Linked DNA regions of Homo sapiens: regions 1 and 2 are each linked to region 3. A link is a contact called in ENCODE Hi-C or POLR2A ChIA-PET data. All regions are on one chromosome and are shown on one strand. The core of a region is the stretch at or near the end of the contact, and the rest is flanking DNA. Distances in the headings are between cores, read along the strand shown.

Region 1 (4,403 bases), core at 1,473-3,972, 110 kb after region 3:
CACCCGAGGTCCAGCAGTACAGGCCTCATCCTCTGATCCTTCCCCCACACCGTGAAGTATGGGAACTCCATTTGCACTCCCGGGCTTTTCAAGTAAAGGGAAGAGACCTGTTTATCATCAGAAATTATGAGACACCCCCTGCCCCCATGCCATATTAACCCCACACACAAGGGTTAATATCCAAGATTGAAAAACTACAGGATGACAGGAAGCTGTTAAGAACCAATTTTTAGATAACTTTGGAGTCTGTGAATTTTATTTATCAAAGCAGCTTCTATTTTGGTTTGAAAGATGTTCACGTGTGAAACATAGTATTTGTTTGGTCTACCAGCAGTGTTGGCTGCACATACGGGATGAGAGATCCCCTAAAATAATTCAGGGGTTCCCAGCTTGGGAATCCGTGTAACCTCCAGGAGCTGGAGTCCCTGAGCAGCTCCCAGGAGTCAAGGGCTTACTGGTGGAGGTGGAGGCTACCTCGTGGATATTTGCGTGGCCAGCACTGTGGCTGGCCCGATGCTGGGTTTTTGGTGGGAGGTGAATTAGCCTCCCCCCTTGATAATGCTTCCCTCCATCCCTGCAGCCCCTCACCTGGACAGCCCCCAGCCACCCTCCCTCCCACCTACTCTTGCTGATTCCGTTCTGAGCTTTGCTGGTGGAAAGTGGCCCTGCATAGATGCCCTGTCCCTGCTCTGGGCCTTTCGAAGCCTGTGGGCCCCAGCGGTCAAAAGCTCTTTGCTGTGTGGAGACAGTTTGACTTCCTTATAATCCAAGGAGAGGGAGGAGGGAGGCGGGGAGAGTGCACAGAGGTGATTCAGACACAAATCCCTGCCCTCCAAGGCTCCAGATCTGGTGGGAGGCTGGGGCCTGGGTGTAGCTGAGGGGTTTCCACATCGGCTTCCCCCTCCTGCAGAGCGCTCCCCCGGCCCCCAGCTGCATCTCAACACCTGAGGGCAGGGATTTGATCATCTCTGCTTCACAGCTGATTACCCTTGCACATGATGGCACCCAGGAAATATTTGTTGGGTAAATGACTGAATGAATGCAAGCTATGGCATATACAGACACATGCTCTCACCCTACCCTCTGGCTGTGTCTTTGTCTTCTCTTTGGGGTGCAACAGACATGATGAGCAGGGGCACCCTCTCTAGGAACTCTGTTCACAACTAGCTCAGGGCTTTTTCTCCATTCAGGGTCTATAGATTTATTCAAGGTCCCAACAATAATTTTTTAAATGTGTGGATTCTTTAAGAGTTGTAAGTTATTTTGAAGTGATTTCAATCTTAAAGAAGAGTTACAACAATAATACAAAACAAAATTCTCCCGTGTACCATTCACCCAGACTCATCACTAATAACATTCCACCAAATTTTGCTTTCTCTTAAAAACCGATTTTTCCCTTAGAAGCATTTGAGATGTCACTGCAAACATGCCATATGTAACTTTCACCCCTAAATACTGCTCCAGTACATAATTACTAAGAACAAGGACATTCTCTTACATAACCATGGTCCATTAGTCAAATTCAGGAAGTTTAACATGGACATGATACTAGGATCTAAAATACAACTAACTTAAAAGTCACATTTCGCCTGTTGTCCCAGTAATGTCCTTTTTACCAAGCTTTCCTCCCAACCTAGGATCTTATGTTTCATTTAGTCATCACGTGTTTTCTTAAAGCTTTATTGAGGGATACTTTACTCTATGAAATTCACTCATTTTAAGTGTACAATTCGGTTATTATTACTATATTTACAGAATCCTGTAACCATCACAATTTTATTTTTAATCGTTTCCATGGCCCTGAAAATAAACCACATACCCATTTTCCCTCAGTCCCTTGTGCCATCCCAAGTCCTCAACAACCACTTTTTGTCTCTGTAGATATGTCTTTCTGAGCATTTCATATCCTTTTGGAATCATACAACACGTGTCCTTTTGTGTCTAGCTTTATTCACTTAGCGTGAAGTTTTTCAAGGTTCATCCATGTTATAGAATAGAATGTATCAGTACTTCATTCCTTTTTTTTTTTTTTTTTTTTTTTGGTAGAGACAGGGGTCTCACTTTGTTGCCCAGGCTGTTCTTGAACTCCTGGCCTCATGTGACACTCCCGCCTCAGCCTCCCAAAATGTTGGGCATGAGCCACTGCGCCTGGTCTTTCATTCCTTTTTACTGCTGAATAATAACATTCCATTGTATGGATACACTGTAGTTAGTTTATCCATTCCCCGGTTGATGGACATGTGGGTCATTTCCACTTTTTGGCTATTGTAAATACTACTACTATGGATATTTGCATACAAGATTTGATGTGGACATATGTTTTCATTTCTCTTTAGTAGATACCTAGAAGTGGAATTGCTGGGTCACATAGTAACTCTCTGTTTAACTTTTTAGAAATGGCCAAACTGTTTTCCAAAGTGGCTGCATCTTTTTGTTCCCACCAGTGGTGTGTGAGGGTTTCCATTTCTCCACATCCTGTCCCACATTTGTTATTGTCTGGCTTTTTGCTTCTAGCTGTCCTAGTGGGTGGGAAGTCATATCTCATTGTGGTTTTGATTTGCATTTCTTTGATGTGGAACATCTTTTCATGTGCTTATTGGCCATTCATATGTCTCCTTTGATGAAATGTGTATTCAAACCTTTTGCCCATTTAAAAATTGTATTGTCTCCTTGTTATTGAGTCATGAGTTATTTGCATACTCTACATACAGGTTCCAGTATCAGTTATATAATTTTCTCAGTTTCTCAGTTCCTTTTTTTTTTTTTTTTTGGAGATCAGGTCTCACTCACTCACCCAGGCTGGAATACAATGGCATGATCATGGCTCCCTACAGTCTCGAACTCCTGGGCTCAGGCAATCCTTCTGCCTCTGCCTCCCAAAGTGCTGAGATTACAGGCATGAGCCTATGCAGGGCCTTATCTTTTTACTTTCTTGATGGTGTCTTTTGAAGTGCAAAAGTTTTTAATTTTCATGAAGTCCAATTTATGAATTTGTAATTCTCTTGCTTATGCTTTTGGTGTTGTATCTAAGAAATCATTGTATAACCCAAGGTCACAAAGATTTCTTCTTATGTTTTTGTCTAAGATTTTTATAGTTTTAACTCTTTCATTTAGGTCTTTGATTAATTTGAGTTAATTTTTGTGTATGGTGGGAAGCATGGGCCCAAATGTATCCTTTTGTGTATAAATAGCCAGTTGTCTCAGCACTACTTGTTTTTTGTTGTTGTTGTTTGTTTGTTTGTTTCCAGATGGAGTCTTGTTCTGTCACCCAGGCTAGAGCACAGTGCCTAGATCTCAGCTCACTGCAACCTCTGCCACCCCCCACCCTGCCTCCGGGTTCAAGTGATTCTCCTGCCTCAGCCTCTGGAGTAGCTGAGATTACAGGTGCACACCACCACGCCTGGCTGATTTTTGTATTTTTAGTAGAGATGGGTTTTCACCTTGTTGGCCAGACTGGTCTGGAACTCCTGACCTCAGGTGATCCGCCCGCCTCAGCCTCCCAAAGTGCTGGGATTACAGGCGTGAGCCATCGCGCTCGGCCAGCACTACTTGTTAAAGAAATGATTGTTTCCAATGAATTGTCTTGGCACCTTGTAAAAAATCATTTGACAATATTTATTATTATTTTTGACCACTCCAGCTAAGGCCAAGACAATACATTTTTAAACATCATTTTCGTGAAGACGAAAACTCCTCCCCCATTTTAACAAAAGCATGCTGCAGGTCATCTGGACGACCCTCTACCAACTGAGCTCTGCTCCCTGATGTTCGTGGCTGCCTTTTCTTTATGAACATGTGGTCATCACAGGACCTTCCAGTGTAGCAGCGTTTACCACTGGATGCAGTGTTTCTAAAAGGTGGGGCCTGATGGAGCTTGGGAACTGTATTCTTAGAGGCCCATCAGTTCTTAAGTTTGAGAAACCCCTAATATAGAGCCATTTCTCAGACGGGAGAGCAGAGTTCCAGATAGGGAACATGAAATGTCCAACCTCATGCATCTATCAAGTGCCCACAAGCCAGCACAGGCAGTGTGGGGTAATGATAAGAACTCACTTAGGATCGGGCATGGTGGCTCATGCCTGTAATCCCAACACTTTGGGAGACTGAGGTGGGCGGATCACTTGAGGCCAGGAGTTCGAGACCAGCCTGGCCAACATGGTGAAACCCCATCTCTACTAAAAATAAAAAAATTTAAAAAAAAAGCTGGGCATTGTGGCAAGCACCTGTAATCCCAGCTACTTGGGAGGCCTGAGGCAGGAGAATTGCTTGAACCCAGGAGGTAGAGGTTGCAGGGAGCCAAAGTCGAGCCACTGTACTCCAGCCTGAGTGACAGCACACGCCTCTGTCTCAAAAAAAAAAAAAAAAAAAAGACTCACTTGGGTAAGTCACTCCCCATTCCTGAG
Region 2 (4,509 bases), core at 1,478-3,977, 79 kb before region 3:
CGGCAGGTGGTCCTGGCGCTTCCTGCCTATACCTGCTTCCCTCCTGTCTCCACCTCCACCTCCGCAGGGCTGTCTTCCTGCATCTTCACGTCGTCCGTCCCTGCGTGCATCTCTGTCCAAACTTCCCTCGCGTTATAGACAGCAGGCATATTGGACTGGGGGACCCCTACTCCAGTGTGCCACATCTTACCTAAGACATCTGCAATAGCCCTGCTTTCTTTTCTTTTCTTTTTTTTTTTTTTTTTGAGACAGAGTCTCGCTCTGTTGCCCAGGCTGGAGTGCAGTGGTGCGATCTCGACTCACTGCAAGCTCCGCCTCCCGGGGTCACGCCATTTTCCTGCCTCAGCCTCCTGAGTAGCTGGGACTACAGGCGCCCGCCACCATGCCTGGCTAATTTCTTTTTGTATTTTTAGTAGAGACGGGGTTCCACCGTGTTAGCCAGGATGGTCTCGATCTCCTGACCTCGTGATCCGCCCGCCTCGGCCTCCCAAAGTGCTGGGATTACAGGCGTGAGCCACCGTGCCCAGCCAATAGCCCTACTTTCTAATCAGAACATGGCATGAGGTACTGGAGGCTAGAACTTCAACATATTTATTATGAAGAGGGGGACACCATGGAACCCATAACTGAACTCCTTAAGAGGATACAGGGCACAATATTCATCAAATATTCATCTATTTGTCATGAAATGAAAACATCCATGGGACAAGGACAGGGAGGCATGAAGAAGGACCAGTGAGCCAGGCTACAAAGTAAGAACACTGTCATGGAAAGAAGGACTGCAAAACCTCCACAGATGGTCAAGCGAAGGAAATTATCAAAGAGGACATAGTAGCTTTAAAGCTAGTGCTGAGAAATTTACCCCAAAAGACAACCCAGGACATGTCTTTAAAAGTTTCTTTCTTATCTAAGAAATAAGAATAAAAAGATAAAAAACCAGTTTTGGGCCACATGCAAACTGTAATTGCCTGTAATCCCAGCACTTTGAGAGGCAGAGGCAGGTGGATCACTTGAGGCCAGGAGTTCGAGGCCAGCCTCGGCAACATGGCAAAACCCTGTCTCTACTAAAAATACAAAAAAAAAAAAAAAAAAAAAAAAAAAAAAATTAGCTGGGTGTGGGGACTGGGAGCTGCAGGCTGGAAATACACATGTGCTCACGAGTCCTGGTGGAGGCAGTGCCCGAAACACGGCTGTGGTTTTCCCTGGGGTTCACAGAAAACAAAATAAGTGAATACGACGAAGATAGCTATGGCAGCATGAGGAAGATGCCCAGCCTGTGCCCAGCTCTGGAGAGGTCTGGGTTGCAGTCTGTGAGGAATCGGGCGGACAGCCCAGCGAGGATGCAGAAAGATGAGTTTAGTGGTGCCAGGGAGCACCAGGCACAGACTGTCAGGCTTCTGTGTCCAGGCCAACCTGAAGCCCCACGTCTTAGTGTCAAATCGAGGGAGGATCCACGGCTGAATGTAAAACATGGGGTGACAGGCATTCTTCTGTGGCCTGAAGATAGAATTAGGTTATGCTGAACCGGGGTATGTCCTGCCCACAGGACGGCCATGGCAAGGGGTGTGTTGGGGGCAGGAGGAGGGGTGCTGTCGGAGGCATCAGTTTGCTGTCGCCCTCCTGGGCCTGCACTAGGGTACAGTAGAGAAGGGGCTGGAAATGTCTGTGTCAGGGGCCTGGAGTCAGGGATTTAGTGAGGCAGAGGGGTAGGGAGAGAGCCCTCCTCCCATTTGGGGACTGCTCTGGGACTTTTCTCCTTTCAGTGTATTTACCTGTACTCTCCTTTAACTTACGGCTTACTCTCAAGCAACTTACAGTGTTTATGTATGTAGACAATTTAGAAAAGAATGGCTTATTTTTGCTGTAGTCCATGAAAAGCCTGTATTCTCTGGCTACTAAAACAACAATGGCATGAATGATCAGACAGTGTCATTCCATCCTTCGTAGACACTGCCATGGCTGGTAGGAGGAAGAGTAGTTTGTGTTACAGGGAGGTCAAGGCCACACTTTATCTGTTTTTTTTTTTTGAGACAGGGTCTTGCTCTGTCACCCAGGCTGGAGTACAGTGGCACAATCACAACTCACTGCAGCCTTGACCTCCTGGGCTCAGGAGATTCTCCCATCTCAGCTTCCCGAGTAGCTGGGACCATGCCTGGCTAATTTTTTTTATTTTATTTTGTATAGAGATGAGGTTTTGCTCTCAACCCAGTCTCGAACCCCTGGGATCAGGAGATCCTCCCACCTTGGCCTCCCAAAGTGTTGGGATTTCGGGCGTGAGCCAGGAGCCGGGCCCCACTCGCACTCATGGAGCATCCGCCGCCTAAGAGGGTCTGGACCAGAACTGGAAGTGGAAATGGCTTTTCCCCTCAGTGCCTTGGGGTTCCTTCCTGCAGGCTGTGGTCTGGGGTTGGGGGGAGGGTTCTTGGACCCAGACAGGCTGTTCAGGCAGGAAGATAAGAACCTTGGACACTGGAGTCCAGTTTGCACTGAGGTGAGAGTCTGGGAAACTGCTGGAACTCTATTTAGGCAGCTGTGGCAGGTACCAGACCCAGGTGGTCAGGGCGGTGGGGCCATGAGCTGCTTGGGCAGCTTCAGAGCTGGCTCTCCAGGCATGACGGCTCTGGGAGGGTCAGGGAGGAAGGAACTGACATGAAAGGATTGCATGTCAGCAACAGGATGAGGGCCCCAGCAACTGGCCTAGATGAGTCACAGATGAGCAGAGATCAGCTGGGGTGTGGGGACAGCTCACATGGGTCTCAGGGAAGGCCCACTGAGGTGGTGGCCTTTGAGCTGAGACCTGGGGGAACAGGAGGACCTGGGGGAAGAGCCTTGCAGGCAGAGGGAACAGCAGGGTAGAGTGGCGAGGCAGGAAGCTCAGGGGTGGAGCTGGTGCTGGGCAAGCCTCGTGATCAGGGCTGGGGGCACTGGGCCAGCTGCACATGCCAGTAAGAAGGGAATGCAGTTCAGTTTTCCTCTGAGACTTATGTTCTGCTGTCACTTGTAGTGGGTGCAGGGGAGAAGCTTGTGGGGTTGCCTCTGGGGAAGTCTTTGGAGGACTTGTTCTGGCAAAGGAGAAGAATGGAATGAGAGATGTAGTCAGGAGGAGGGTCCTGGCAGGCAGGTGTGGAGGGTCAAGGCCTCAGAACCCTGCTGCCCAGGGCATCTGGGGAGGAGGGCAGGTGTTGGCTTATTAGCTTGGAGCAGGACCTCAACCGTCAGCTGGGGATGAATGGGGATTGGGGTTCACCCCAGGGCTGGGTCAGCATTCCCTGGGCTGGTAACCAGTTCCCAAACCAGGGCTATGCTGTAGGGCTGCAGAAGAAACTGGGTCAGAGGTCCTTAGCCCAGAGGGAGCCAATGTCATGGGCACAGGAAGGATGCTGGCAGTGTGGGGAGCCTGTGGCTGCAAAGTTCCTTCCTGGCAGTGTGGGGTCACAGAGCACAGCTCTCCCAACCTACCTGTTGATAGGAGGGGCTGCTCATCTCTTCTGGCCCTGCCCTGAGAAGCCTGGGCTGACAGGTGGAAAGATTTGGGACACAGGTGAGAGAGACTGGGCAGAGGCCAAGATTCAAAGTCTAAACTCCTCCTGAGGGGGTGCTGCCAGGTGTGGGTCCCAGGCTTGAAGTGAGTGGAAACAATCCCAACAAAAATGGACTTAAGGGCCCACTCAAATCCTGGTGAAGGAATTTGGGGCCCATGAAAACAAACAATCCAGGTCAACCTTCAGGCATGGCTGGATCCAAGGGCTGCAACCCTGGCTCTGTCTCTTTCCCTCTCTCAGCTCTGCTTCCCTCTAGTTGGCTTTTTCCTGTGGAGCCTCTTGGCTTGCAGTGGTCTGACAGCTCCAGGCCTGCGGTGAAAGAGGACTTCTAGCTCGGTAGGTTGAGCTCAAGTCTGGAGACTGACTCTCACTTGTGTGGCTTTGCCTTTTGCCCACATGGTAGTTTAGAGCATGAACTTTGGAGCCAGTGAGCATGGTTCAAAGCTGGGTTTGCCTCGTAAGAGCTGTGTGACTTTGGATAAGTCACCTAACCTTTCTGGGCCTTGGTTTCCCCATCTGTAAAATGAGGATTATAGTAGCACATCTATATTGTTGGGCTTTGTTGTAAGGGTTAAAAGAGTTAATGAGTGAAAAGTTCATACAACAGTGCCTGGCACATATCTGATGTTGACTATGACTCTTACCGTGATCCTCCCTGCAGTGGTCACAGTGGCTTGGAGTGCAGGGCTCTGATAGCTGGTCTGGGATCACATGCTGTCTTGGAGTGGAGGAGGGTGCTGTGCTCCATGTGAACCTTGAGGTGGGCATGAGCAGGAGGTGGTTCCTGGAGGAAAATGGTCAGGAGACAGTTCTCAGAAGACAGAGAATAGGAATGGGGTAGGATAAGCCCACAGATGCCCACAACAGGGCATGAAAGGAGGGACAACTAGAAGCAGTCTCAGTTTCAGGTCCTACCAGAGGTCTAAAGGCAGATGCACAGGCCAGGCGTGGCTGGCAACTTCTGAGG
Region 3 (4,513 bases), core at 46-2,545:
ACAGCAATGAGGGTGCAGGGGCTGGGGCAAGGAGAGGAGATGGGAGGGCTGTCCAGGGCAATGGCAGGGGATGCTGTAGAAAACAAAATCACCCAGTGTATTAGTCTGCTGGGAGTCCTATAATAATCTACTGGAGACTTGTGGGGGCTTAAACTACGGGAATATATTTCTCAGTTCTGGAGGCTGAAAGTCCAAGATCAAGGTCAGGTTGCTGGTGGATTGGGTTCCTGGCGAGTGCCTTTTTCCTGGTTCACAGACGGCTGCCTTCTCGCTGTGTCCTCACATGGCAGAGAGAGGGAAGTTTGATGCCTCTTTTTCTTCTTATGAGGACACTGATATCATCATGGGGACTCTACTCCCATGACCTCATCTCAGCGTAATCACCTCCCAAAGGCCCCACCCCCAAATACTGTCACATTGGGGGTTAGGGCTTCAGCATATGAATTCTAAAGGAACACAAACATTCAGTCCCTAACACTCAGCTCTCAATTAGAAGGAGTTTAGCCCAGGGGTCAGGTGCTTACCCGCAGTGGGAAGTTTGCAGGTACAGACTCTTGGAGGGCCTCCAGGAACAATCCCAGAATAGCCCTGCAGAACTGGCCTGGCCAGCGAGCTGCAGCCTCGGCCCCATCAGGAAGGTGGGGTCAGGAGGCTGTCAGTCTAAGGATGAGAAAGCCACCAGCAGCCCCTCACCACCCACGAGGCTGCCAAGGTAGCAGAGCAGTAGCCTCACCTCACTTAGGCATTACAGCTCTCTCTAATGAGAAGCAGGAAGGAGCCAAGCTAGTGGGGTGTGGTGAGCCCTGGGCACACTGGGGAGGTGGGCTGAGGATCAGAAAACGTAAGTCAGGACAGAACTCTCCTCCCAGACTCAGCTGTATGGTACCTGGGAAATGCAGTGTTTTGCTCTCCAGCCTCTGCAGGGCAGGAGCTGTGCTGGGGCAGTGGGCATGAGCACTCTCTGGCGCACTTTGCTGGGTGGCAGGGGCCCTGGCCGTTCCTCTTAGTTTCTCACCCACTTTCTGAACTCTCATCTTCATGCTCCTCCAACCACCCTGTTTTTTCTTATGGGGGTGACAGCTGGTGCGGTAATTCCCCCCAGGCATCGTCATTGTTTACTGCTGAGCTGGCTGTCTGTTTCCTGGGTAAGCTCTTTAAGACAGGGTTCATTTACTTCGGCCCTTTAATTGGTGTCCCGACTCACCCAGTGTAAATCTCCACACCCGTGACAGGAAGTGCAGAGCATAAATCTCAGGCGGCTGAGGCTGGGGAAGCTGGCTCTTGCAGATGCTCAGCAGCCTGGAAAGCCCCTGTGTCCCCAAGGTAGCAGGCAGGGCTTTTGTGTTCAAGAAGGCCAGAGTGAGATGTCAGGCTCAGGTGGTAAGGGGTGTGGTGGGTGTGCAGAATCAGGCCTGTGGAAGACAGAGTCAGGACAGTTTGGTTGAAACGAAGTCTCGCTCTGTTGCCAGGCTGGAGTGCAATGGCGCGATCTCGGCTCGCTGCAACCTCGGCCTCCCGGGTTCAAACGATTCTCCTGCCTCAGCCTCCCAAGTAGTTGGGATTACAGGCATGCACCACCACGCCTAGCTAATCTTTGTATTTTTAGTAGAGACGGGATTTCACCATGTTGGCTAAGGTGGTCTCGATCTCCTGACCTCGTGATCCTCCCGCCTTGGCCTCCCAAAGTGCTGGGATTTCAGGTGTGAGCCACCGCGCCCGGCCGGGTTTCTTTAACTACAAAATGTTTCAGGCCTACGGAAAATAAAAATGATAGCCTAATACTGCTATAACACCTCCTATATGCCCGGCACCATTCTAAGCACTTCATAAACAAAAACGAATTTAATCCAGCCGGGTACCGTGGCTCACGCCTGTAATCCCAGCACTTTGGGGGGCCAAGGCAGGCAGATTGCCTGAGGTCAGGAGTTCGAGACCAGCCTGGCCAACATGGGAAACCTTCTCTCTACTAAAAATACAAAAACTAGCCGGGTGTGGTGGTGCCCATCTGTAATCTCAGCTACTGGGGAGGCTGAGGCAGGAGAATCGCTTGAACCTGGGAGGTGGAGGTTACAGTGAGCCGAGATCACGCCACTGCACTCAAGCCTGAGCGACAGCTAGACTCCGTCTCAAAAAAAAAAAAAAAAAAGAATTTATCCCTTGTAACAGCCTGTATTAGGCCATTCTTGCACCGCTATAAAGAAATTCCTGAGACTGGGTAATTTATTTAAAAAAAAAAAAAGGTTTAATCAGCTCATGGTTCTGCAGGCTATACGGGAAGCATGGTGGCATCTGCTCAGCTTCTAGGGAGGCCTCAGGGAGCTTCCACTCATGGTGGAAGGTGAAGGAAGAGAAAGGGCAGGGGAGGAGAGGGGAGCAGGAGAGAGAGAGGAGGGTCACACACCTCTAAATGACCGGATCTTGCCAGAACTCACTATCAGGAAGACAGCATCAAGCATGAGGGATCCACCCGTATGACCCAAACACCACCCAGCAGGCCCCACCTCCAGCATTGGGGATGACATTTCAACATGAGATTTGGGTGGGGACAAATATCACAGCCTCTGGGGGCAGGTGCAGTTTCTTTAAGCAGTTTTGGACCCGGGGAGTGGCAGAGCTTGGATATGAGCTCAGGTTACCTGATCGAGGGCTCTGTCTATCCACACACTCACCACCCAGATTGGCTGGTATTTGTATTTCACCTTATTTCCTTCATCTCTCTTCTTTTAAGAAAGAAAAAGAAGAAGAAAAAAGAGTGGTGGGAGAATGGGAGGGAGGAGGGGGGCCTCGGCTGCTCATAGCTTCCCCACCCTCCCCCAGGTGGACCGTCCTTATGTCACAGCCTCCACCTTCACCATGCAGCATTGCGCATGCCAGTCCCTCGGTAATGCCTGTACACCACCCCGCGATTCCCCAGTGAGAGTCATTCTGCCCACGCTCTGGCCATCCCCTTCCATGTTGGTGGTTGGAGGCCACTGGAGCTGCCTCTGGGAGCTGTTTGGACGCATGCATCCATGGCCAGGCCCCAGGACGCATTGACCATGTGATGCCTGAACTTGTAGAGGCCACACTGTCTCTGACTGATGTCCTGTCCACTGTTTACCGCATTTGCCTTCAAGACGTTTCACTCGGGGGCCATGACCTGCAGGTCCCCCTACCCCATCTCCAGCAGAGGGGCTGTGTGATCCACAGGCTTCTGTTTTATTTGTGAGATTTACACACATTCTCTCAGATGATGCTTATCTGGTTGCGACTTACCCTTTTTGATTCACTGATGTGTTTTTAAGTTTTGTCCATGCTAAGCAGACCCAAATGGCAAACACACAGGAGCAATGAGGTTGCTGCTGGGTTTTCTACCCTGGAGCCACTCAGCTCAGGATTCCAAACTCAGAGGGATGAGTTTGTCCACCCAGGGCCTTGGCTGACTTGCCCACCAAGTCTAGCTCACAATGTAGGGGGGTGTTTCGTCAAAAGGAGAATCTTGGCAAGAGGAAACATGAGTGCTATGTGGCTAAAAAAAAAAATAGAATGTGCATGCCCATTGCCGCTGGTGGAGATACAAATGGGACGTGGTGTCTGGAAGGCAGTGCAGGCGCTTGCACTGAGAGCCCCAAAAATGGCCACATGTTTCCACCCATAATTCTGCTTCTTGAAATGTTCCTGAAGGAAATCCACTAGATAAAAATAAGAAAATGCCTCACCACACTGCTTTATGATCACAAAATGTTAGCAATAACAAAACTTAGGGATTCCATGTCATGATTTATATTACAGCCACATGTGTGGGTATAAGGGCGTTGTTAGAAATTAGGGTTTTAAAAAATGAGGGGAAAGAATGTTTGTGAAATAATGGTCAGTGAACAAAGTGGAAGGCAAAGCTAAAAACTCTATAGCGTGGACATCAATTACGGAAAAACAATCCCCTGGGGAAATTCGCAGAAAGGTAGACTGGTGGGTTCCAGGCGGTGGGGTTATGAGTGATTCTTTTTTTTCCTTTATGCTTTTTTATAATTTTTTTGTTTGCTAGGTGTAAATAGCCATAAGATACGAGTGGCAGCATGCGGGGCTGCTCCCCGGCGCCCTCTGGGCTGGAGTCCGGAGCTCACTCAGGCCATGGCTGGCCAGGCTGGTGTGCAGCAGGCATGAGCTCAGCAAGTGCCCTGGGGAGGGAGCAGGCCGCTGGGCGTTCCGGACATGTATGGCTGGCCTGATTTTGAAGCAAGGACCGCATCACCGTGTCTGTGCCCACTGGGGCTTAACTGGATCATGAGACCCAGCGGCCCAGGGGCGGGATTCTGCTGGTCAATTGAGTGGTCCCCACCAGGGTCTCGGGCCTAGGGAAATGGGGCCCACTGGGAAGAGGTTATAGACCACCATGATGCCAGTAGAAATTATACCTGTTGTTGTATTTTGGGTTCCAACTTGGTGCTGAGCAAAGCCTCTTCTTGGAATGTGTATGATGAAACCAGCCTTGGTTGAAATCTGAAATCTGCCACTTACCAGCTCTGTGGCCTTG

The links. Hi-C counts contacts between places; a loop is a spot of excess contacts on that map. ChIA-PET counts read pairs that join two places held with the same protein, here RNA polymerase II (POLR2A). Pooled maps may share reads with other maps.
Region 1: a pooled map shows a loop between it and region 3 (3-fold over the local background). The contact joins two enhancer-like sites. A Hi-C loop is called at or near these places in 4 of 50 pooled maps. POLR2A ChIA-PET finds 5 or more read pairs at or near these places in 4 of 52 experiments (GM12878, activated B cell, activated CD4-positive, alpha-beta T cell and 1 more).
Region 2: a map with no recorded cell type shows a loop between it and region 3 (2.1-fold over the local background). The contact joins two enhancer-like sites. A Hi-C loop is called at or near these places in 2 of 168 maps with a recorded cell type or tissue (PC-3 and posterior vena cava), 1 of 37 single-sample maps with no recorded cell type and 2 of 50 pooled maps. POLR2A ChIA-PET finds 5 or more read pairs at or near these places in 2 of 52 experiments (H1 and HepG2).

The regions. Positions count from the first base shown.
Region 1 is chr3:13,000,915-13,005,317 of GRCh38, reverse strand. The region is part of intron 1 of IQSEC1 (IQ motif and Sec7 domain ArfGEF 1); the gene reads left to right. Among named protein-coding and RNA genes, the nearest start is that of IQSEC1, 70 kb to the left of the region's middle. RefSeq lists a silencer at 3,795-4,089. Within about 2 kb of position 2,722, at least 6 of the 41 ENCODE cell types and tissues checked have a DNase peak (open chromatin) inside an H3K27ac peak, as active enhancers do.
Region 2 is chr3:13,188,074-13,192,582 of GRCh38, reverse strand. It overlaps a transcript of IQSEC1 not described here. Among named protein-coding and RNA genes, the nearest start is that of IQSEC1, 120 kb to the right of the region's middle. Within about 2 kb of position 2,727, at least 4 of the 41 ENCODE cell types and tissues checked have a DNase peak (open chromatin) inside an H3K27ac peak, as active enhancers do; they include PC-3, where a contact is called at or near this core.
Region 3 is chr3:13,107,518-13,112,030 of GRCh38, reverse strand. It overlaps a transcript of IQSEC1 not described here. Among named protein-coding and RNA genes, the nearest start is that of IQSEC1, 36 kb to the right of the region's middle. RefSeq lists an enhancer at 1,059-1,398. Within about 2 kb of position 1,295, at least 9 of the 41 ENCODE cell types and tissues checked have a DNase peak (open chromatin) inside an H3K27ac peak, as active enhancers do; they include PC-3, where a contact is called at or near this core.